Regions from separate parts of the Homo sapiens genome. Here region 2 is linked to region 1. The links are chromatin loops, found by intact Hi-C in ENCODE. Cell type or tissue: GM12878. All regions are shown on one strand. Each heading gives the region's core, and the rest is flanking DNA. Links, peaks and the distances in the headings are about the cores only. Region 1 has its middle 91 kb from the start of LINC01375. Region 2 has its middle 170 kb from the start of LINC01375.

Region 1 (10,980 bases), core at 1,612-9,611:
TCTAGCTTTTTGAATTATATGTTTAGCTTTCTTATTTTTAAAATTGTATTTAATGCTAGGAATTTTCACCTGAAGAATTTTTTTAAAGCTGTATCTCACAGATTCTAATGTGTTTTGCTTTCATTATTGTTTTCTAGATTTCTAGAAAATTTTGTTTTGTATTCTTCATTGTCCCAAGGGTCGTTTAATATATACTAGTGTGTGTCTGTCTAGCTGTTTTTATGTATTTTCAATTATAAAAAGCTTTTTAGTTTTTAAACATTTCTGAATTATTTTATTTGATGTATGTTTCTGTATATAGCACTGAGTTGGATTTCTTTAACTTGTCTAACAACATTATTTCTGCATAGATGATTGAAATCCATTTATATGTATGAATATGATTTATTTGTTTCTGGTTTGTCATATTGCTTTATACTTTGTGTATTATATAAATGCATATTTTATATATACCCAGTAAGTTTTTCGCTAGATGAGCTACTTTATTTTCTCACTCTCTAGTATTTAGGAAGATATATGATACGGTTTGGGTCTGTCCCCACCCAAATCTCATCTTGAATTGTAGCTCCTATAATTCTCACATGTCATAAGAGGGACCTGGTGGAAGGTAATTAAATCATGGGGGCAGATCTTTCCCATGCTGTTCTCATGATGGTGAATAAGTCTTATGAGATCTGATGGTTTTATAAAGGCAAGTTCCCCTAAACATGCTCTCTTGCCTGCTGCCACATAAGGCGTGACTTTGCTCCTCATTCACCTTCTGCCATGATTGTGAGGACTCCCCAGCCATGCAGAACTGTGAGTCAATTCAACCTCTTTCCTTAATAAATTACCCAGTCTTGGGTATGTCTTTATTAGCAGCATGCGAACAGACTAATACAGTGTATATTTTTGTTCTAGTGATTATCACTAAATGAATACCTTTATAATATAACACCTTTAGCTATCTCTTTACTTAGATATTTAGATATTATCTGTTAGTTTGCTAATATAAGCTGTAGTAAAATTAGTTATTAATTATTTATTTTCCTCTCCCTCCCCTCTGTCTACTAATTGTTGCTCAGGGTTTTATACTTATGATCGGAAATAAACATCTGTCACTTGCTTTTTCAGTTTCAAGTTATATCATTTTATTCTCACATAATAACCAGAGGCAATCAAAGACCTTATTCTATTTTATACCTACTGTCTTTCTATTCTCCCATTTTCAGTTAGTTGTGTTAAAAGAAACACTTTCGACAAATTAAATTTAGCAAAATTTAACTGAGTAAAGAACAATTTGCAAATAAGGCACACACACCCGCCCTCCCTACTGGCCCTCAATTAGAATGGGTTTAGAGCAACTCTGGTGCTTGTCTATGGTTAGAAAGGGTTTATAGACAGAAAAAAGAGAGTGATGTAGACAAAATAGAAGTGAAATACAGAAACAGTTGGATTGGTGACAACTTGGTGTTTGCCTTATTTGAACCTGCTTTCAGCAGTTGGACCATGTTTGATTGGCTGAAACTTGGTGATTGGTAAAAGAGTAGGTTACAATCTATTTACCATCCGGTTAGGTTTCAGTTCATTATGTAGAGAGAAACCTTTAGGCTAAATTTAAAATATGTAAGGAGGCGGCTTTAAGCTAAACTGAATTTAATAGTTGAATTATTTCTACATTGTCAGAGCACGTAGCACTTATAGCTTTGTCTTCCATCTTTTAATTTTAGTTCTTCAGTTACCTACATTTAATATTGACCTCTAAATTTATGCTGAAGGTTTCATGACAATTTTGTAGTTTCCTGAAATGTGGTCTGTGATAGATTCCTGCATGTTCATAACTGGTTGCCTGTGGCCTTTATACTTGAAGAATAGTTTAGCTAAAGATAAAATCCTTCACTCAAATTTCTCCATGAGAATGTTGCCTCAGTTAAAATACTACTTAAAGAATGCTGATGATAATATGATTCTTGTTTGCATTTCTTTGACATACAGAATGGACTTTTTGTTATGTTCAAAGAATATTTTCCTTATATTTTATAGCCCAATTATTGTATTAAAATATTTGTCAGTATTGAACATTTTAAGTCAACTTTTCAAATTAGAGAATGCCCTCTCAAAATATTAAAATGCACATATATATGGCTTTTTTTTCAAGTCTTTTATGACAGCAACATTTCCTTGAAATATAGTTTTAAATATTGTTTCATTGCTTCAGTTTTCTTTCCTGGGGACTCCAATAAAATGTGTATCAGCTCTCCCTTGCCTTGGTCCTTTATCACCTTCTCCAGAAGACTTTTGTTTCTTTTAGTTTCTTTTTTCCCATAGAAAATAACAATTTTATTTATTTATTTAATAGTTTCCAATTTTATTTTAGATTCTGGAGAACATGTGCAGGTTTGTTATATGAGTATGATGCTGAGGTTGGGGATACAAATGATCCCATCACCCTGATAGTGAGCATAGTTTCCAACAGTTAGGTTTTCAACCCTTGCCACCTTCACTACTTTCGACCTCTATTAGTCCTCAGTGTCTACTGTTGCCATCTTTATGTCCATGAGAACCAAATATTTAGCTCCTATTTATAAGAGAGAACATATGGTATTCAGTTTTCTATTCCTGTACAATTAGCTTAGGATAATGGCCTCCAGTTCCACCCATGTTGCTGCAAAGGACATGATTTTATTATTTTTTAATGGCTGTGTGGTATTCCACAATGTATATGTACCATATTTTCCTTATCAAATCGATTTTTGATAGGTATCTAGATTGATTCCTTGTCTTTGCTATTGTGAATAGTCTTGGAATGAAGATACAAGTGCATATGTTTTTGTGGTAGAATAATAGATTTTCTTTTGGATATATACTCCATAATGGAGTTGTTGGGTCAAATGGTGGTTCCATTTTAAGTTATTGAGAAACCCCCAAACTGCTTTTCACAGTGGCTGAACTAATTTATATCCCCACCAACAGCATATGTGTTCCCTCTTCTCCACAGCATCACCAGCATCTGTCAATTTTTGACTTTTTAATAATAGCCATTCTGATTGGTGTAAGATGGTATCTCATTGTGGTTTTAATTTGCATTTCTTTGATAATTAGTGATACTGAGCATTTTTTCATGTTTCTTGTCCACTTCTTCGTCTTTTTTGAGAAGTGTCTGTTCATGCCATTTGCTTACTTTTTAATGGGGTTGTTTTTGTCTTGTTGTGTTGTTTAAGTTCCTTATAGATTCTGGATATTAGACTTTTGTTGGGTGCATAGTTTGCAAATATTTTCTCCCATTCTGTAGGTTGTCTGTTTACTATATTGATAATTTCTTCTGTTATGCAGAAGCTCTTTAGTTTAATTAGGTCACACTTTCAATTTTGATTTTGTTGCAATGGCTTTTGAGGACTTAGTCATAAATTTTTTCCTGAGACCAATGTCCAGAATAGTGTTTACTAGATTTTCTTCTAGGATTCTTATGATTTGAGGTCTTACATTTAAATCTTTAATTCATCTTATTTTTGTATATGGTGAAAGGTAGGGGTCCAGTTTTATTCTTCTGCATATGGTTAGCCAGCTATCACTGTACAATTTATTGAATAGGGAATCTTTTCCCCATTGTTTATTTTTGTCAACTTTGTTGAAGATCAGATGGCTGTATAAATGCAGCTTTATTTCAGGGTTCTTTGTTATTTTCCGTTGGTCTGTGGGTTTGTTTTTGTACCACTATTGTGTTATTTTGGTTACTGTATAGCCTTATAGTATAGTTTGAACTTAAGTAATGTGATGCCTCCAGTTTTGTTGTTTTTGCTTGGATTGCTTTTGCTATTTTGGCTCTTTCTTTTTATTCCATATAAATTTTAGGATGTTTTTCTAACTCTGTGAAAACTGAAATTTGTAGTTTGATAGAAATAGTGTTGAATCTCTAGATTGCTTTGGCCAGTATGGCCATTTTAATAATATTGAGTCTTCCATTTCATGAGCCTGGACTAGTTTTCCATTTGTTCGTGTCACTATGATTTTTTTCGGTGTTTTCCATCTATGATATGTTTGCAGTGTTTTGTTTTTCTCCTTGCAGAAATCTTTCACCTCCTTGGTTAGATACATTCCTAGGCATTTTACATTTTGTCTGTGGCTATTGTAAATTGCATTGCATTCTTGATTATACTCTCAGCTTGAGCATTATTGGTGTACAGAAATGCTACTCAGTTTTGTACATTGATTTTGTATCCTGAAACTTTACTGAAGTTGTCTGTCAGTTCCAGGAGCCCTTTGGCTTAGTCTTTATGGTTTTCTAGGTATAAAGTCATATCATCAGTGAAAAGAGGTAGCTTGGCTTCTTTTTCTATTAGAATGCTCTTCATTTCTTTCAGTTAATTGCTCTGGCAAGGACTTCCAGTACTATGTTGAACAGGAGTGGTAAGAAGAGATATACTTGTCTTGTTAACAGTTCTCAAGGGGAATGCTTCCAGCTTTTGCCCCTTCAATATAATGTTGGCTGTGGGTTTGTCATAGATGACTCTTACTATTTTGAGATATGTTCCTTTGATGCCTATTTTGTTGACAGTTCTTGTCATGAAGGGATGCTGGATTTTATTGGAGGCTTTTTCTGTGTCTGTTAAGATGATGATATGGTTTCGGGTTTCAATTCTGCTTTTGTGGTGAGTCACATTTATTGATTTGTGTATGTTGAACCAAACTTGCATACCAGGCATGAAGCCTACTTAATTGTGGTGAATTAACTTTTTTATGTGCTGCAGGATTCAGTTTGCTAGTATTGTGTAGAGGATATTTTTGTCTATGTTCACCAGAGGTATTGGCCTGTAGTTTTCTTTTTTTTGTTGTTGTGTCTTTTCCAGGTTTTGGTATCAGGGTGATGTTGGCTTCATTGAATGAGATAGTGAAGAGTCTCTCTTCCTCAATTTTTTAGAATAGTTTCACTTGAATTGGTATCAGTTCTTCTTTGTACACGTGGTAGAATTCGGCTGTGAGTCCATTTTGTTTGAGGCTTTTTTGTGTTTGTAGGTTTTTTATTAATGATTAAACTTCAGAACTTAATATCAGTTGCTTCAAGGTTTCAATTTCTTCCTGATTCAATCTTGAGATGTGTGTTTCCAGAAATTTATCCATTTCCTCTAGATTTTCTAGTTTGTGTGCACAGATGTGTTCATAATAGTCTCTGAGGATCTTTTGTATTTTTGTGGTATTAGTTGTAATGTCACCTTTGTCATTTTTGATTGTGCTTATTTGGACCTTCTCTCTTTTTCTCTTTTATTAATCTAGCTGGAAGTCTATCAGCCTTGTTTATCCTTTTCAGGAATTAACTTGGGTTTTGTCAATTCTTTGTATGGATTTTTGGATCTGAATTTCATTCAGTTCTGCTCTGATTTTAGTTATTTTGTGTGTGTGTGTGTGCTAGCTTTGGGGTCAATTTGTTCTTGTGTTTTCTAGTTACTCTAGGCGTGATGTTAAATCATTAATTTGAAATTTTTCTAATTTTTTGAGGTTGGTGTGTTAGCCCTATAAACTTTCCTCTTAACACTGCTTTTGCTGCATCCCAGAGATTTTGATATGTTTTGCCTCTGTTTTCATTTGTTTCAAAGAATAATTTGATGTCTGACTTAATTTCATTGTTTATCCAAAAGTGATTTATGAGCAATTTGTTAAATTCCTATGTAATTTTGTGGTTTTGAGGGATCTTCTTGATATTGATTTTAATATTTATTCCACTGTATTCTGAGAATATGGTTGGTATGATTTCACTTTTTTTAAATTTATTGAGACTTGCTTTATGGTTGAGCATGTGGTCAGTTTTAGAGTATGTTCTGTGTACTATTGAGACAAATGTGTTTAATGGGTGAAACATTCTGTAGATGTTTATTAGATCCAATGGTCAAGTGTCAAATTTAGGTCCAGAAGTTCTTTGTTAGTTGTCTGCCTCAATTGATCTGTCTAAGAGCATCAGTGAGGGGTTGAAGTTCTGCACTATTATTTTCTTGGTGTCTAAGTCTTTCTGTAGGTCTAGAAGTAGTTGCTTTAAGAATCTGGTGTTCCAATGTTGGGTATATATATTTAAAGTAGTTAACTCTTCTTGACTTAACTTGAATTGAACCCTTTGTTGTTATGTAATGCCCTTCTTTGTCATTTTTTGCTGTTGTTGGTTTAAAGTCTGTTATTTCTGATATAAAAACAGAAACTTTTGCTCTATTTTGTTTTCTAAATATTTGTGTGATTTGTTTTTCTCCAACACTTTACTTTGATCCGATGGGTGTTGTTATGTGTGAGATGGGTTTCTTCAAGAGACCCATCTAGAAGGGTCTTATTTTTTTACCCAACTTTCAGCTCTATACCTTTTAAGTGGGGCATTTAGATCATTTAAATTCAAGGTTAACATTGATATGTGAGGCTTTGATCCTCTTGTGAAGTTGTTAGTTGGATGCTTTATAGTCTTCATTGTCTAGTTGCTTTATAGGGTCTGTGAGCTATGTACTTAAGTGTGATTTTGTGGTAGCAGATACTGTTCTTTCATTTTCATGTTTAGAATTCACTTAAGAATCTCTTGTAAGGCTAGTCTAGTGGTAACAAGTCCCCTTAGTGCTTGCTTGTCAGAAAAAAAAATCTTTTTTCTCCTTTGCTTATGGAGCTTAGTTGGCAAGATAGAAATTCTTGCTTGGAATTATCTTTTCTTTAAGAATGCTGAAAATTGCTGAGTTCAGTGGCTCATCCTTCCAATCCCAATACTTTGGCAGCTTGAGGTGGGAGGATTGCTTGAGCCTCCAGGAGTTCAAGACCACCCTGGGCAATATAGTGAGACCTTGTCTCTACAAGTAATAATAAAAATTAGCTGCGTGTGGTGGCATGTGGCTGTTGTCCCAGCTGCTCAGGAGGCTGAGGTGGGAGGTTCACTTGATACTGGGAGGTTGAGGCTGCAGAGAGATGTGATCGTTCCACTCTATTCCATCTGAGGCAACAGAGTAAAACCAAGTCTCAAAAATAATGATAATGATGATGATGATGATGATAATAATAATCATATAATGCTGAAAATAGGTCTCCAGTTTCTCCTGGCTTGTAAGCTTTCTGCTGAGAAGCCTGCTGTTAGGCTGAAGGAGTTCCCTTTGTACATCATCTAACCTTTTTCTCTAGCTGCCTTTAAGATTTTTTCTTTATTGTTGACCTTGGTGGCTATATGTCCTGGTGATGTTCATCTTGTACAGTATCTCATCTTGTATAGTGTCTTGTATGTACAAGTCTTTTCTGGATTTCTTGTATCTGGATGTCTACCTCTCTAGCAAGATTAGGCAAGTTTTCTTGAATTATTTCCTCAAATATGTTTTCCAGGTTGTTTACTTTTTCTTCTTGTCAGTTAAGAATGCCAATAATTTATAGATTTGGTCACTTTACATGATCCCATATTTCTTGAAGACTTGTTTATATTTCTATTTGTTAAAAATTTTTTTTGGGCCGGGCGCGGTGGCTCACGCCTGTAATCCCAGCACTTTGGGAGGCCGAGGCGGGCGGATCACGAGGTCAGGAGATTGAGACCATCCCGGCTAAAACGGTGAAACCCCATCTCTACTAAAAATACAAAAAATTAGCCGGGCGTAGTGGCGGGCGCCTGTAGTCCCAGCTACTTGGGAGGCTGAGGCAGGAGAATGGCATGAACCCGGGAGGCGGAGCTTGCAGTGAGCCGAGATCCTGCCACTGCACTCCAGCCTGGGCGACAGAGCGAGACTCCGTCTCAAAAAAAAAAAAAAAAAAAATTTTTTTTGTCTGACTTGCTTAGTTTGAAAGATTAGTCTTCTAGCTCGGAAATTTTTTCTTCTTCTTGGTCCAGACTATTGATTAAAACTTTCAGTTGTATTTTGAAATTCCTTAAGTGAGTTTTTCAATTCCAGAAGCTCTGATTTGTTCCTTTTAACACACTCATCTTTTCCTTCATTTCCTGGATTGCTTTAGAAGTTTCTTCATGTTGATTTTCAACTTGTCTTGCATCTCATTGAGCTTCCTTGCAATCCATGCTTTTAATTCTTTATCTGTCATTTATGAGTTTCTATTTTGGTTAGGAAACATTGCTGAAGAGCTAGTGTAATCCTTTGGTGGTGTCACTACATTCAGATTTTTCATGTTGTCAGAATTCTTGTGGTGGTTTCTTCTCATCCGGAGATGCTGGTATTGCTAATTTTTTGTAATTATTTTCATGTGAGTAGAATTTTTTTCTTTTTCTTTCTTTCCCTATAACATGATTTTTTTTTCCCTTTTATTCCCCTAGTCCTCCCTCCTTGGGGTGTGTGATTGTACAGAATGTTGGGTAGGGTTGTTTGGCTTTACTTCTATAACTCTATGCATTTCTTTCAGCAGATTTTATATTGGGATGTGTGGTTCAATCTACAAGGCAATACATAGCACTTATGGGTAAGAACCAGCTGTGGCCAATGTGTCTGTGTACATACTTGACTCTTGTTTACTAGGAGAAGCTCTCATTACCTCAGGCAATGGGCTGATCTGTGGAGTGCACAGTAGTCTGAGATCCCTGCTCAGCCTTGGGAAAACATGGGAACATCATCAGCAGGTCCAGACTGGGCAGACCTATTTATAGGTCCCCCAATGGCAGACATGTGCACCAGTGCTGAGGAAGAATCAAGTGGGTGACCACCAAGTACTCAGAGGTGTGCCCAGATGTGGAGCTGAGAAACCTCCTCAGCTCCAAGTTATCTGCATGGGTATGGGGGTGGCCTAAACCCCTAATCCAGGAGAGTGGGTGCTTCAGGTGCCTGGAGACCTGCCTGGCTGTGCAGATGGCCCTGCTACACCACAATCCCTGCCCAGGAAGGGTAGGGCAGCTCAGGCTGGTAACAGATGCTCTGACTGCTGGAAAATATGCCTGGATGTGGAGAAGAGAGGGCCATGTTTCACCATGGTCTCTGCACAGGAGGGGTGAGCTGGCTCAGGCTTCTGTTTCAGGTGAGTGGGTGTTCTGAGTGCCTGGAGATCTGCCTGGGCATGAAGTGGAGAGGCCCTGCTTTACCACAATCTCTGCACAGGAAGGGTGGGGAAGCTCAGGCTGCTATTCTGGGTAAGTGGGTGCTTGGATTCCTTGGAGATGTGCCTAGGCATCAAACAGAGAAAGCCCTGCTGCACCACAATCTTTTTTATCAGCTGAATGCTGTCACGGGGCTGTTTGCCTCCCTGGGATCTGTGATAGCCTTCAGGATTCTGGTAGATTCCCGTTTTCTGAATTAAAGCTCAGAGAGTTGATCTTTATGCACTATCTTGCTATTTTCAAGTGGCTGAGGCATATTAAAAGCTTCTAGTCTGTCATCTTGCAAAAAAAAAGGGAAATATCTATGTGAATTTTCTTTTACTTATCTATTTTCTGTAATTTATTTCCTTTCGTTGCTATAGATTGTATTTACTTCCTCTTGTGTTTGTGTTTGTTTTGTATTTCTTGTAATTTGATCTTAATCTGAAATATATTTTTAATACTCTTGAAAATTTCAGTAATTATCCTTTACCTTATTCCTGTTGTCTAGAGATGTCATTTTTGAACTATTCTCTTTCTGATTTTTGCTGATTTTTAAAGATTCAATTATTTTCTTTATTTTAGCTCATTAAAAAATAGGTAAGAGGTTTTCATCTGCTTTAAAGTCATACTTATTGTTGGTATGTTCTTATTGCCTTGTGAAACATTATGAGATTTTCAACTTTTTATGCCTTTTAATAACTTCATAAAGTGTTCGATCATATCCCTTTTTCTTTTTCATGTTTGAATGGAATGGGTTTTCCTGGGCTACTATGAGAAGGTTCCTCTGGGAGGGGTAAGAGGTCAGGGTGGTTTTCACAGCTTCATATTGAGGATTCTCTCCTCTCTTATTAGCTTGAAAGACTCAATTCATGACTCTCTGTAGCCACTTCTTAGTCTCTTAACATTACGTCTGATTCAGATAATTGTTCTGCCTCAGCCTGTGCTGTTTGTCCCTAACACTATATTCTCTGCGATGTGACTTTGAGACTTTCTAGGATCTGTGTTCTCTGGGCTTCTACCCCTCTGAGGAAGCCTTCTCTCTTTTTTAGTCCCCAGTGTTCTGATCCTGCTCAGTTAGGCTGCTGTTTACTGTCATCTTTCCTTAGGCTAGAGCCCTGTCTTTTGGATGGGAATATTTTATGGATATTTCTGAATTTCTTAAGAGCTTAATCTAGGAAAAAACCACTGATTTCATTACATATCCAAATAATAAATACCTTTTTTCAGTCACTTCCAAATTGAAGCCTCTGAGAATGTTTTCCAGTTTTGCTAATCAGTCTCAGATCCTTCAACCCAGGGCTCTACCTAAAGAGGTGTTCTCCACTTTTGAGAAGAAATAATTGTGTAGTTTTTTCCATTTCTGCATCTATCCTGATGACCTCGGTTGTCCCTTTTAATTTCATGCCACTCACGACCCTCAAATCTTGAATTTGTGTAGCTCCTACTGCACTTGGTGTTCTGGATACCCTCAGTCATATTCTGGGGTTCACAAAGTGCCCCATCACCAGGTGGTATTGACAAAGTTATCTACACATTTTTTTGAAGATATAAAATTTCATGTCCTGTTTGAATTTTAGGAAACCTTTTGGGGAGATCAAATATTAAACTAAATCCATGATAACATTATGAGAAATTCTAATCTAGAATTAGAATAATATAATCAGCATTGTTATCAAAACCTTTTAATTTTAATTAATTTTAAACTACTGTTTATAGTATAAATATATATTTCCACAAAGTTTTAAATTGCCTATTTATCTACACACACACACACACACACACACACACACACACACACATAATTTTATGTTTTGGAATGTGGGCTTGGTAGGGCATTTTTCTGGCAATGCATGCATACAAGTGTGTGCCTGTGTTTAGCACTATGGTTATTAACCAGATATTCCATAAACTGAGTCTATATTGTTTCCCTTGTCCCTCTCCTTATTATACTCAATACAATGTAGTTTTCCATGTTCTACTGTTATCAT
Region 2 (10,980 bases), core at 847-8,846, 82 kb after region 1:
AATATAAATCTTGGCCTGTTGCCTGCGTTTTCCTGTGGGAGTTGCAGAAAAGCTTAAGTTAAAAGGAAAATACAGAAATCTTAGGTTTTCTTTGTGCTGATGATTTTCCCTTCAGTACTGTGGTACTCTGATGTCTGCCTTTCTAGGTTATCAGGGTACATGTCTATGAAGAGACCACATCCCCTTTCTCGACCGTATCTCCCTCTTGGAGGCTCTTTTACAGGAAACACTGGACTAGAGCCCAGGCTGCTGGTTGCTGCTGGCTCTGATGCTTCTTTCTGACATGAGAAATAGGCAGAGGGACAGGTCAGAAGGATAACTCATCCAGCTCAAAATTAATTCCTATAGAACAGACAGCAAACCTATGCCCACTGCTGACTCCAGGGTGAAGACGTGAGCATCTAGAGGCTGCTTGTCTTCCCACAGTGGGAGATTTTCTTTCTCTGTGCTTTTTACAATTCATTATGTAGGTACAGAAACTACTGTTACACCATTTTAAAAATGAAATGGAAGCAAAGATGATTATGTGTCTGGCCAGAGGCCAGAAAACACATACAAGACGCAACTAAACCCAGGCCCCAAATATTCTGACAACCAGCCTGGTTTCTTGCTGTTGGTGTAAGCCACCACTCTCGCAAGCTCTCATTCTTGCTCAGAAGTCATATTATTCTATACAAAAAGGAGTTACATTTTAAAAATTCTAAGCATGCAGTTTGTTCTTCTGCCACTGAGCTGATCCATTTATCTAATCTGCACACACAGAGTCCTGACCTCATTGTGTTTTGCTAGAATCACAGTCTGAGGCTTTGTGGTCGATATTATGCAACGCCACTCTGCCAGTTTGTGCTCTGCCAATTTTTTTGAGCAAGCTTAATTATGCAAATGCATCTGATAATAGATCATTCATTTTAGTCATGCACAATTATTTATTTTTTATGCATAGCTCCAATGACTTGGACAGAGCTTAGTAACAGCTCATCTCATATCTATCGAGGAGATGTAAGAGAGAACATATTGTGATGCAGGTCAACTGCTCTGGTGAGCATCAAGCTGCTTCAGGGAAAGTTATATTTGAGGCAAAGCCAACTATTTCTAAGGAAAATGCCAGCTGTTGCTGCCAATCTATTCTCAGAATGAAAGTCCATTTCATGGGGGGCTGGAGGAGCAATGACAGTTAAAGGCAGATATAATGTTACTTAAAATTATGGTTTGGAGGTGGATGGAACTTCCACTGTTTAGTTACTTCCACTGACTCCTAAACTATAACATTTTGTCATTTGTGCCCCTTCTAACTTTAGAGATAATAAAAACGGGCCTGGAAGGAAATGCAGTAGATACAAGTGGAAAGAGATATCCTTCTCAGAAGAAAGTAGGTGATGCAAATGCTATTAAACAGAAACAGACTGGCTTTCTTTAACTTATTCCATTTTTCCATATGTGCCATGATCTTATTGCCTCTGGGCCTTTGCGTACTCTAACTGCACTTCACTTTGGACTCCTCCTAGAGTTATCAGTTTAAATATTATTTCTCCCACGAAGACTTTCCTGATCACTTCCCCTCTAACCTCACCCCTAGAATAGGTCAGGTATCCCTATTACCTCCTCTCGTAGAATCAGGTACATCATTTATCATACCTCTTATTTCACTTTGTGGGACTACATAATTCATAATTTCCTATTTATGAAGGTGGAGACCATGTCTATTTTGTTGATTGATGCTCAGCTAACACTTAACTGAATCCATGGAATGGTAATATTTAATAAATATTTGCTAAACAAAAGAATAATTAAATGAATAAATAAAGGGTTGGAAATTGTGATGGGGGCTCAGGCTTTGGTTTCTTCCTTAATGTCCCATTGAAAGCCTAAAGGACTCATCTAACATGTCAGCAATATCTATTTCTCTCTAACTGTGGAACACAATACAATATCATTTCTAGTGTACAGTGTTAATTTGAATGATGATTTTGTGAGAATGGTGGCCAATGTTGGCAATAGTACTTGTCTGCCCAGTAAACTTTGCCTTAATCTTTCCCCTGCTTTTCTTAAACTGTTCCTTCTCTCCTCTACTAGCTCATAGCCACTAGAGAGATGAGAAGAGGATGTAGGCCTGGCCAATAATGACTCTTCCCCAGGATCAATTTTAGAAGACAGTACTCTCTTTTCTTATGAGGTTGCCGAGCTGGAGGATTTGGATCTGGGGCCACTGACGGCCATCTGCAAGAGTCTGTGGATAAAGCCAATCAGATCAAGTAGAAAGTCAGAGTCTAAGGTCCTGATTCTTATACCTCTTTCTTTGTTGTCATGGTCTTTTTTAGTATGCATTCCAAAGCTGATCTCCTAGCCCAGCTAAACTGAGCATCAACATTCTTTTCAAATATCAGCCGTTTGCCTATTACCTTTATTCCTTTTTGCCATACCTATATGTGGCACGTTTTAAATGTATTATTATTATTTATTATTTTCTTTAAACTAACTCACTTTTTAACCCAAATATATTTACTTTAAAAGAAAAGAAATATTTTTTCCTAACGTCAATGTGAGTTTAATTTCTATTTGTTGCAACCGAATAAGATCTGGTTAATGCAGTAATTAAAGTGCATTTATCTTCAGGGAGATAGGGAGAATCAGCTGAAGTCAGGGGGAAATGCAGTCACATTCTTAGATTCCATGTTTAAGTGGCGTTCTGAATTTTAAACCTTGAAGAGTCCTGATAAATATAGACATTGACACCTGAGGCCAGATTTAAGGGTCATGTTTTGATAAAGTTTCTGATGTTGGTGACTAAGTAGTGGAGGGTACAAGAATTGAACAGATCAGCACCCAACTCAGATTTTAAGGAAATTATATTGACAAAGACACCCCAAGCCTGGCAAAGGATGTCCTATAATTACTCAACTCCTTAAGGCCCTTACCACAGCTATACTTGTACCAACAAAAAGTAGATAAAGCACTGTAACACAGAGAAGTCATATTCTGAGGCATATCCAAGAAGGCCAATGGTTGTGGTCAGGTAGCCAGGGAGGGGCAGAGAAGCTCATCATGGGCTTGCACTATGACCAGAGAGGTAAGTCCTTGATATTCTGGCTCAACAATATGCTGTATACACTGTGGACCAGAGGTGACTGGCATTGCTTCTTTTTTTCTGTGCTTTCCAAATGGTAGTTTTAATTGCAGACATTGTATATTTCTCTATAATTTTATACTGGTCATGTAGGGCTACTTAAATTTATTATATGACAAAACTATGAGAAGAAAGGCTTGGGATTAGATACAGCAAATGATGTGCTTTGTGTTGTCTCTTTGGAAAAGGTGGATGTGTTTTCTGTTGTAGATGGGATACTGGCATTTTGGTAGGTGGGCATTTTGTAATTCAGTATCAGGAGAGAAGGGTGCCTTGAGTGTGCTGGGAAGTCAAGGAGTGGAATGTAGTAAACTATGGTAGATATTGTGTTGTCCACAGGGTTTATCCATCCTCTTCCATAGCAACATGCTCCTTCCTGTCATTTCCCCATCTCCTCCCACCACCACCATCCCAGCCATAGGGATGACCTTGTAACTCATGCCTGACCAAAATTGTTTCCTTGGATTGAGAAAACTTTGGAAAAAAAGACACTCTGTTTTCTACTGGGTTTGCCTTAATGGGAGGATGTGAATCTGAGAATGTTGAGACTAAAGGGGATGAGAAGTAGAAAGGAAGGTTGTGTTTTCTTGGTTTGATTTCCCCATCTCTGAGGCCCCAAGGCCCTGGACCCTGCAGTTACTCATTTGATCATGAGGCTACCTTAGTGTCCTATCTACCTTCTTGGGTCAATAAAATCTGTTTTCTTAGTGTTATTTGATATGGATTTTTATTATTTGGAACTAAAAGAGTTGTGAGCTTCTCTCCTTGGAGAGTCTTTCTTTGGCTCACTGTAGCTAATTTAGGATCCTTTCTGCCATGTTCTATATTTTATAGCTCTATTGCTCTCTAAAATTACCTTTCTTTGTCTAATTTTCTGTGTTTATTGCTCATTTCCTTCCTCCTCACCCTGCTGGCTGCTAAAATGCAAGCTCCATGATGTCAGAGATTTTGTCTGTTTCATTTATTAATTAATTTATCCAAGGCCTAGAACAGAACTGGGTATAGACCAGGTGTGTCTTAATAAATACTTACTAATTGAATCACTCGCTATCACAGGTATAGAGAGATAAGGAGTGACAAAGAGGAGGGAATCTGCAGAAGGAGATATTCATCTGTTTATCCTGGTTCTCCTAGTTTTCATATTACTTCACTAACTGATATTACATGTTTCCCCCTTTTTTCTCCTTCAGTTGCTTTTCTCAATCCTTTTTCTAAAGTAACCTCACTACTTGATCTACAATACTACTTTCCATTACCCATCTCTGCCCCTTTGCTGTTTTTCTGTTTAAAACCACCAACCTCAGTTCACGTCCACCTTCCATAAATACTTATTCACTGGGTGATTTAATTAGTAAAAACACTGCATTTCCTTTTGCTTCTTCATCCAAGGAACCAAACTCATCACAGGGCCTGAACTCTTTATGACCAGCCTGAATAGTTTTCTTGAGCTTCCTGTGGGTAGAAGGTGATTAAGAGATCTATTTTCTTAAAGGTATATAGTATTTTATTGTCCTTAAAGCATTTTTGATAAATTAGCTAATCTCAGTTGATTTAGATAGCATCACTTATGAGGTAGGCTGGGATAGGAATTGGTATCAAAAATTCAGAAATGAGAAAACCAAGATACAGAAAAGCTGATGATTTTTCTAAAGCCACAGAGGTAGTGAAGGTTAAGTCTGTACTTTAGTGTTTTGCTTCTTTGTAACATGCAGTTCTGTAGAGAAGACTGTCTATTGGTATGAGAAAAAAATCATAGAGCTTTGGTGAGCTCCATGATGTCAAGGCCACAAACTCAGTTATGACCATATTTTCCCAGATTTCCCAAACAAAGTAGGAAATCAAATCTCTCTTACTAGTCAAATTTTGATATTAAGAAACTGAAAGCTGTCATTTGGATTTTCTTATGGTACTATCTATCAAATATCAGACATAAGGTATGGAAAGATATCTTTTTTTAACAATTTGCATTTTACCAGTTTTAAGAAAAATCCAATATATCATAGGCCCAATGACATTTTGAGAGTTTCAAGTCTGTAATGGCTGTCACGATATGAATCATTCAAGCAGAGTCCACAGTCCTGAACAAAGTAGACAGCTTGAAGAGAGACAAACACATTTTCCCTCTACTTGGAGCCATTGTTTGAATGAAATAAATCCACTAAAGCCATGGATACTATGAAGAAGGCTGAGACTTCTACTGTGACCATGGCAGAAGCACATTCTTGAGGAAAGGCCACCAAGCCAAAAGCAGGGACTTTTCTTCTCTACTACAGATAAGAAATGTGACCCAGACAGATGTTTTCAGTTCTCCTTGCTTCAGTTTCTTTATTTCTTAAAATGCAAGAATTAGACTACACAAGCTTAGAGAGACTTCTGGTTCTAACACTTGTTGATTTGGAGTCACTTGACTCCAGTGCTGGAGTTATTACTGATTATAGGTATTTTCTTACTTATTAAGAGAAACAATGACACGAAGTAAGAAGACCACAGAACATGGTGATGCAGGTGCTGAAAGGTTGCTCCCAGCTCAACTACCATTGTGGCCAAGAGAGTAGAAGACAGAGTTATTGCTTGGGTGGCAAATACTTTAATTTGCATGAAGATGTTTGTATAACTTGGAGTGAGTCACTAGGTTCTTACCTATCTGGTGTCTAATTAGAACATCTTTTTTTTTTTTTTTTCATGGCAAAGGAAAGTACAGTAGCCAGTACTTCAGTTGCACTTTTACATACTTCCTTGTCACCATTCCTGGATTCCTATTCTGCCTCCTAACCCCCGGAGGGAAGGAGAAATGGGGATTGATAGGACTTAGATTTGGTCCCTGCCCAAACCTCATGTTGAATTTGTGGAGGGCCCTGGTGGGAAGTGATTGGATCATGATGGTGGATTTCCCCCTTGCTGTTCTTGTGATAGTGAATGATTTCTCAACATATCTGATGGTTTAAAAGCATGTGGCAATTCCCCCCCTCACTCTCTCTCCTCCTCCGCTATGGTAAGATGTGGTCCCCCTTTGTCTTCGGCCATGATTGTAAGTTTCCTGAAGCCTCTCAGTCATGCTTCCTGTTAAGCCTGTGTAACTGTGAGTCAATTAAACCTCTTTTCTTCATAAATTACTCTGTCTTCAGTAGTCACTTATAGCCATGTGAGAAGGAACTAATACAGTGATGTTAGAGAGAATAAAATGGTTTCATCTGTGGCAGGGATGTGATAGGGCAACCACTGGTCTGAAGGATGGAGTTGATCTCTAACTGCTGCAGGATTGGATAGTAGCAAAGCATTTTCCTTTACATCCAAGCACTCATGACTTGTCCTTCCAGATATGACTGAAGAGAAGTTTTGCTCAGGCCAAAGTAGCTCCTTGATGGAGGCTTTGTTTATTGATAAATTTTCCTTAGGTTCAAATTTTTTCTGGGGAATAAGTTGGAGAGGTTTGAGAGGTATGCAGAGGGAAGGAGTCCCATGGTTTCAAATTCCCACTTTTTCAATCAGTAATGTTCAAGTGCTCCAAAAATTTAAATTATTGTATCTAGTGCATACTCTTATATACTAATTACCTAATTAAACCCATTGAATTCAAATAATCACACAATTGAAGCCATTGATTCAAAACAACTTGTTTACAATTGCTGAACCTACTGGTGTCCTCCTGAAACCATCTTCTGGGAAGTATCACAGGGTTGCCTGTCTTCACAGGGGTTTTTCTGGGACTTCCCATGACAGGCAGTTTCAGGGATTCTTCGGGTGCTTTCAGTGGCCCTTGGACTGGATATAGCAAAGGTTGATAGAATTATGGCTTGTGTGTGAGTGGAGGGGCAGTGTAGGAATCAGAGTGAGAATGGTGGGTTCTAGTGCTATATATTTTTTTAATTGTGGTAAAATATACACAACATAAAATTTATCATTTTAACTATTTTAAGGGCACAATTCGATGGCATTAAATACATTCACAAAATTCTGAAACTATCACCCATGTCAATTTCCCGAAAGATTTCATCATTTCAGAGACTCTATCCATTAAACAATAACTCTCCACTCCCCTCTCCCCTTAGCCCCTGTTATCCTATAGTCTACTTTCTGTCTCTACAAATTTGCCTATTCTAGATACCTTATATAAGTGGAATCACACAATATTTGTCCTTTTGTGTCTGGCTTATTTCACTTAGCATAACATTTTCAAGGTTCATCCACAATGTAGCATGCATCAGAATTTCATTCCATTTCATGACTGAATAATATGCCATTTTATGTATATGCTACATTTTGCTTGTCCATTTATCTCTTGATAGATATTTGGGTCATTTACGTTTGGCTATTGTCCATAATGTTGCTATGCACATTAGTGTGCAAGTGTCTGTCAAAGTCCGTGCTGTTTATTCTTTCAGATATATACCTAGGAAGGGAATTAGTTGGTCATATGGTAATTCTATGTTAAGCTTTTTGAGTTACCACCAAACTGTTTTTCACAAAGCTTGCACCATTTTACACTCCCATTACAAGGGTTCCAATTTCTCCATGTCCTCACTAATTCTTGTTATTTTCTGCTTTTTTTTAATAATAGCCATCGTAATGGTATGAAGTGGTATCTCATTGTAGTAGTGCCATAATTTTGATAGAGTAAGAGAAGCAAGGCATAGAAAATAATACGTATGCTTAGAAATATCATGATTGACTATATCCCAGAAGATATAATGTCTGCTTCCCAGTCCTGAGGTCCAAATAGAGCAAGTTACTTCAACTCAACTGACTGTTCTCCTCTAGTATGTGTGATTGTGAAGCTCCTATTAAAGAAATCACCCAGGAGACACTGTCTACATATGCATAAGTCATTCAGAACACATGGTGAACCATGGGCCATGTTCCTTGCAGACTGATTTGCCTTCAGCAAATTACAGGTTTGGCACAATTCAGTAAGGCCCAGCATGTAATAGACTCCATTTTTGGAAAAGATAAGCATTACAACCCTTAACTAAGCCTTTTTATTTAAAATACATTCTATTTAAAATATAGGCCAATTTATTATTTATTTTTTATCAATTATAAGTTCAAGTTTCTCAAGCTAATATTTTATATAAGGAGTAGGTAGAGTTTGCCCATTGCTATTATACATGACATATATTTATTTTGTGCAGAAATGAGATGTATTGAGATATATTTATTTTGTGCAGAAATCTATCGGGAATAATATATAATATTGTTATTTTTATTGATCTTCCATTAGCTTTTGGTTTGTGCACAAAAAGTTGGTTAAATAAATTCAAAATACCTTTGTCTCCTTCTTGCCCAACACTCAGCTACTGATGTTTGTATAGCATCTGAAACATAATATTCCATGAGTCACAGAGAGTAGGTGCCCCTTAATCAAATAGGCAAGCTTTTCCAGTGAGATAAAGCATGACTATGTCCTAACTTTCCTTCATTTTAATTAGTTTCTTATCATCTGATAACACATTGAGATGTATTATGTTTTTAACATTATTATCTAGGAGAGATCTTACTAGGCAACTTGACATGTTATCTAATTATTACAGAAGAGAAAGACTACGGATTGAGTATACCAAAATGAAAAATAACTTTGTAGAAAGCAACTAATTTGTACTTAATTCTTATTCAGTAATTTCACACCTTGATCAGTGGTCTTGGCACATGTTTTTCATGAAGGTAATGGGAAATAATGTACCTCAAAATTAGTCATTCTCTGAATGATATTTTAAATGGTGGAGAAGTCATGTGGATTCACTTGGCTGTGAAATATTCCATGTTAAAGCAATTTTGGCCAGGCTACTTAGATCTTTCTGGAATATTGATTGCCTTTTATTTTGTTGGGGTCAGGTGGGGGGAAGCAGATATAAAGATGAATAAAAAACTCAGCTTTGTTCCCATGAATGGCTTGAATCCCTTTTTAGAATGTAGGTGAGATATACATCCATGTTAGTCTTCTCAAATTTCACAAAAAGATGTCAACTGATCCTCCAGCTCAGCTGCCAGTTAAGACACATCATTTCAAATTTAAGTAGCAAGACGAATGTGCCCCAAGCCAGGTAATTGTCAGGAATCGAAAACGTGAATTCTCTTGTGCTCCATTTAAACTCTTGGTCAAGAGAAAAATTTTTATAGAGAAGAGCTTCTAGAATAGACAACTTATTTAAACTTCCAGATAAGGGCTTCCCAATTTCTTTTAACAGATAAGATAGTAAAATTAGTATTTATTAAACATAAGAATGTTGGTATTTGACAACTGGTGCAGCACTGGCACTAACCATTTCAGATGGTGGCTGCAAACAGCCATGTGCTCATATTGGTCCTGCTTTTATTTCTTCTTCACATTGTAAAGTCATGCAGATCCCCTTGCCACACTGTCACCCCATGAGAGTAATTATATTTTTAATATCTATGGTCAAAGAATGAGAAAATAAACTTCCAGTAGTCCTATATTAAAATTTAATGTATTTTATAACCACAACAGCATCTACTCATATTTGAACATTTTTTATATATCAGTGAGTGATACAATTATTTATGGAATAAATGTATGAACACTACTTCTGAAGCTCTTTCAAAAACATCAAGTTTCCTCAGTGATTTGTGTACACAGGCTAGGAGTCATAAAATAACCTAAAAAAATTATGTAGTGCAGTCAACAGGTGAAAATCAGAACATCTCGTAGAGCGTGTTGAAACCCGGTTCATTACATCACACGCCAGTAATACAGGAGTTATTAAGAAATAATTTTAGGCAGCTAGATAGGGTAAAGGATTTTGATGGAAATTTTTCTTTTAATGGAAACAACCCTCAAAACATTTTTTGTTTTGTAACAGAAAAGTAGCTTAAGGAGCCAGGCAGGCAAGCTTTCATATGTAAATGCTGGCAATTAAAAACTAGGTCCATTGGTGGCTCACGCCTGTAATCCCAGCACTTTGGTGGATCATGAGGTCAGGAGATCAAGACCATCCTGGCTAACACGGTGAAACCCCATCTTTACTAAAAAAAATACAAAAAAAATGGCTGGGTGTGGTGGCAGGTGCGTGTAGTCCCAGCTACTTGGGAGGCTGAGGCAGGAGAATGGTGTGAACCAGGCAGGCAGAGCTTGCAGTGAGCTGAGATTGCTCCCCTGCACTCCAGCCTGGGTGACAGAATGAGACTCCGTTTCAAAAAAAAAAAAAAAAAAAAACCAAAACTAGGTCCATTTGACATGGCCAATATGGCGATTCCCACCTTCTTCTCCTTGCCATCAGGCAAGTGTCATGGCCACCTCTGAATAACACTATGTGCTTAAAACATCATGGCGGCCCACATTTACATATTAAAGGGCTAAGGTGGAAGGGCCAGGTTTTTCTCAAGCTACATAAATAGCATACCTGGTCAACCCAATCCCCTGGGCCCTATGCAAATCAAACACCACCTCCTCCAGACTTCAGTATAAGCAACCACTTTTCCACCGCACATGGGGTTCCCTCTCTTGGCTTGGAGTGCCTTTCCCTCTGCCTCTGCATGGGGGGGCTTCTTCCTTCTTTCTTGCCTATTAAACTCTTTGCTCCTTAAAACCACTCCAAGTTTGTCCATGTCATTTTATCTATATCAGCACAAGACCAAAAACGCTTGTGTTCCTCCAGTCATCAGAGCCATATAGTTTTGGTGCATTGGCCAGGAATGGGAATTCATTTATCCAAGTGGTGAGTACCAGAGCAGAGCAAATCTCAATTTCAAATCTGTCCTTTAATCTCAAGGCTGTCTTCCTGCTATCCTGTCACAAAACTTTCCTCCCCTTTGTATCCACAGTCTCCTACTCTCTCTGTGTGTGTCTAACATGCAGGAATTCTCACAGTTCAGGGAAACAGTTCTATTAGAAAAGATCAGCA

What was found. Peaks named below come from ENCODE experiments on the same cell type or tissue, not always from the same donor. Only the 100,000 strongest peaks of a DNase experiment are listed, where the experiment ranks them.
Region 2: a loop joins it to region 1, with 5 times the contacts of the local background. A loop is called at or near these places in 2 of 110 quality-filtered maps.

Annotation. Positions count from the first base shown.
Region 1 is chr10:90,042,740-90,053,719 of GRCh38, forward strand. No RefSeq gene overlaps it. Among named protein-coding and RNA genes, the nearest start is that of LINC01375, 91 kb to the left of the region's middle. RefSeq lists enhancers at 4,758-4,907, 8,785-8,834. In GM12878, for the core only: no CTCF peak of the experiment used is centred there; DNase peaks (open chromatin) are centred at 4,642, 6,532, 8,460 and 8,952; H3K27ac peaks cover 3,464 bases.
Region 2 is chr10:90,125,339-90,136,318 of GRCh38, forward strand. No RefSeq gene overlaps it. Among named protein-coding and RNA genes, the nearest start is that of LINC01375, 170 kb to the left of the region's middle. In GM12878, for the core only: no CTCF peak of the experiment used is centred there; a DNase peak (open chromatin) is centred at 5,533; H3K27ac peaks cover 2,079 bases.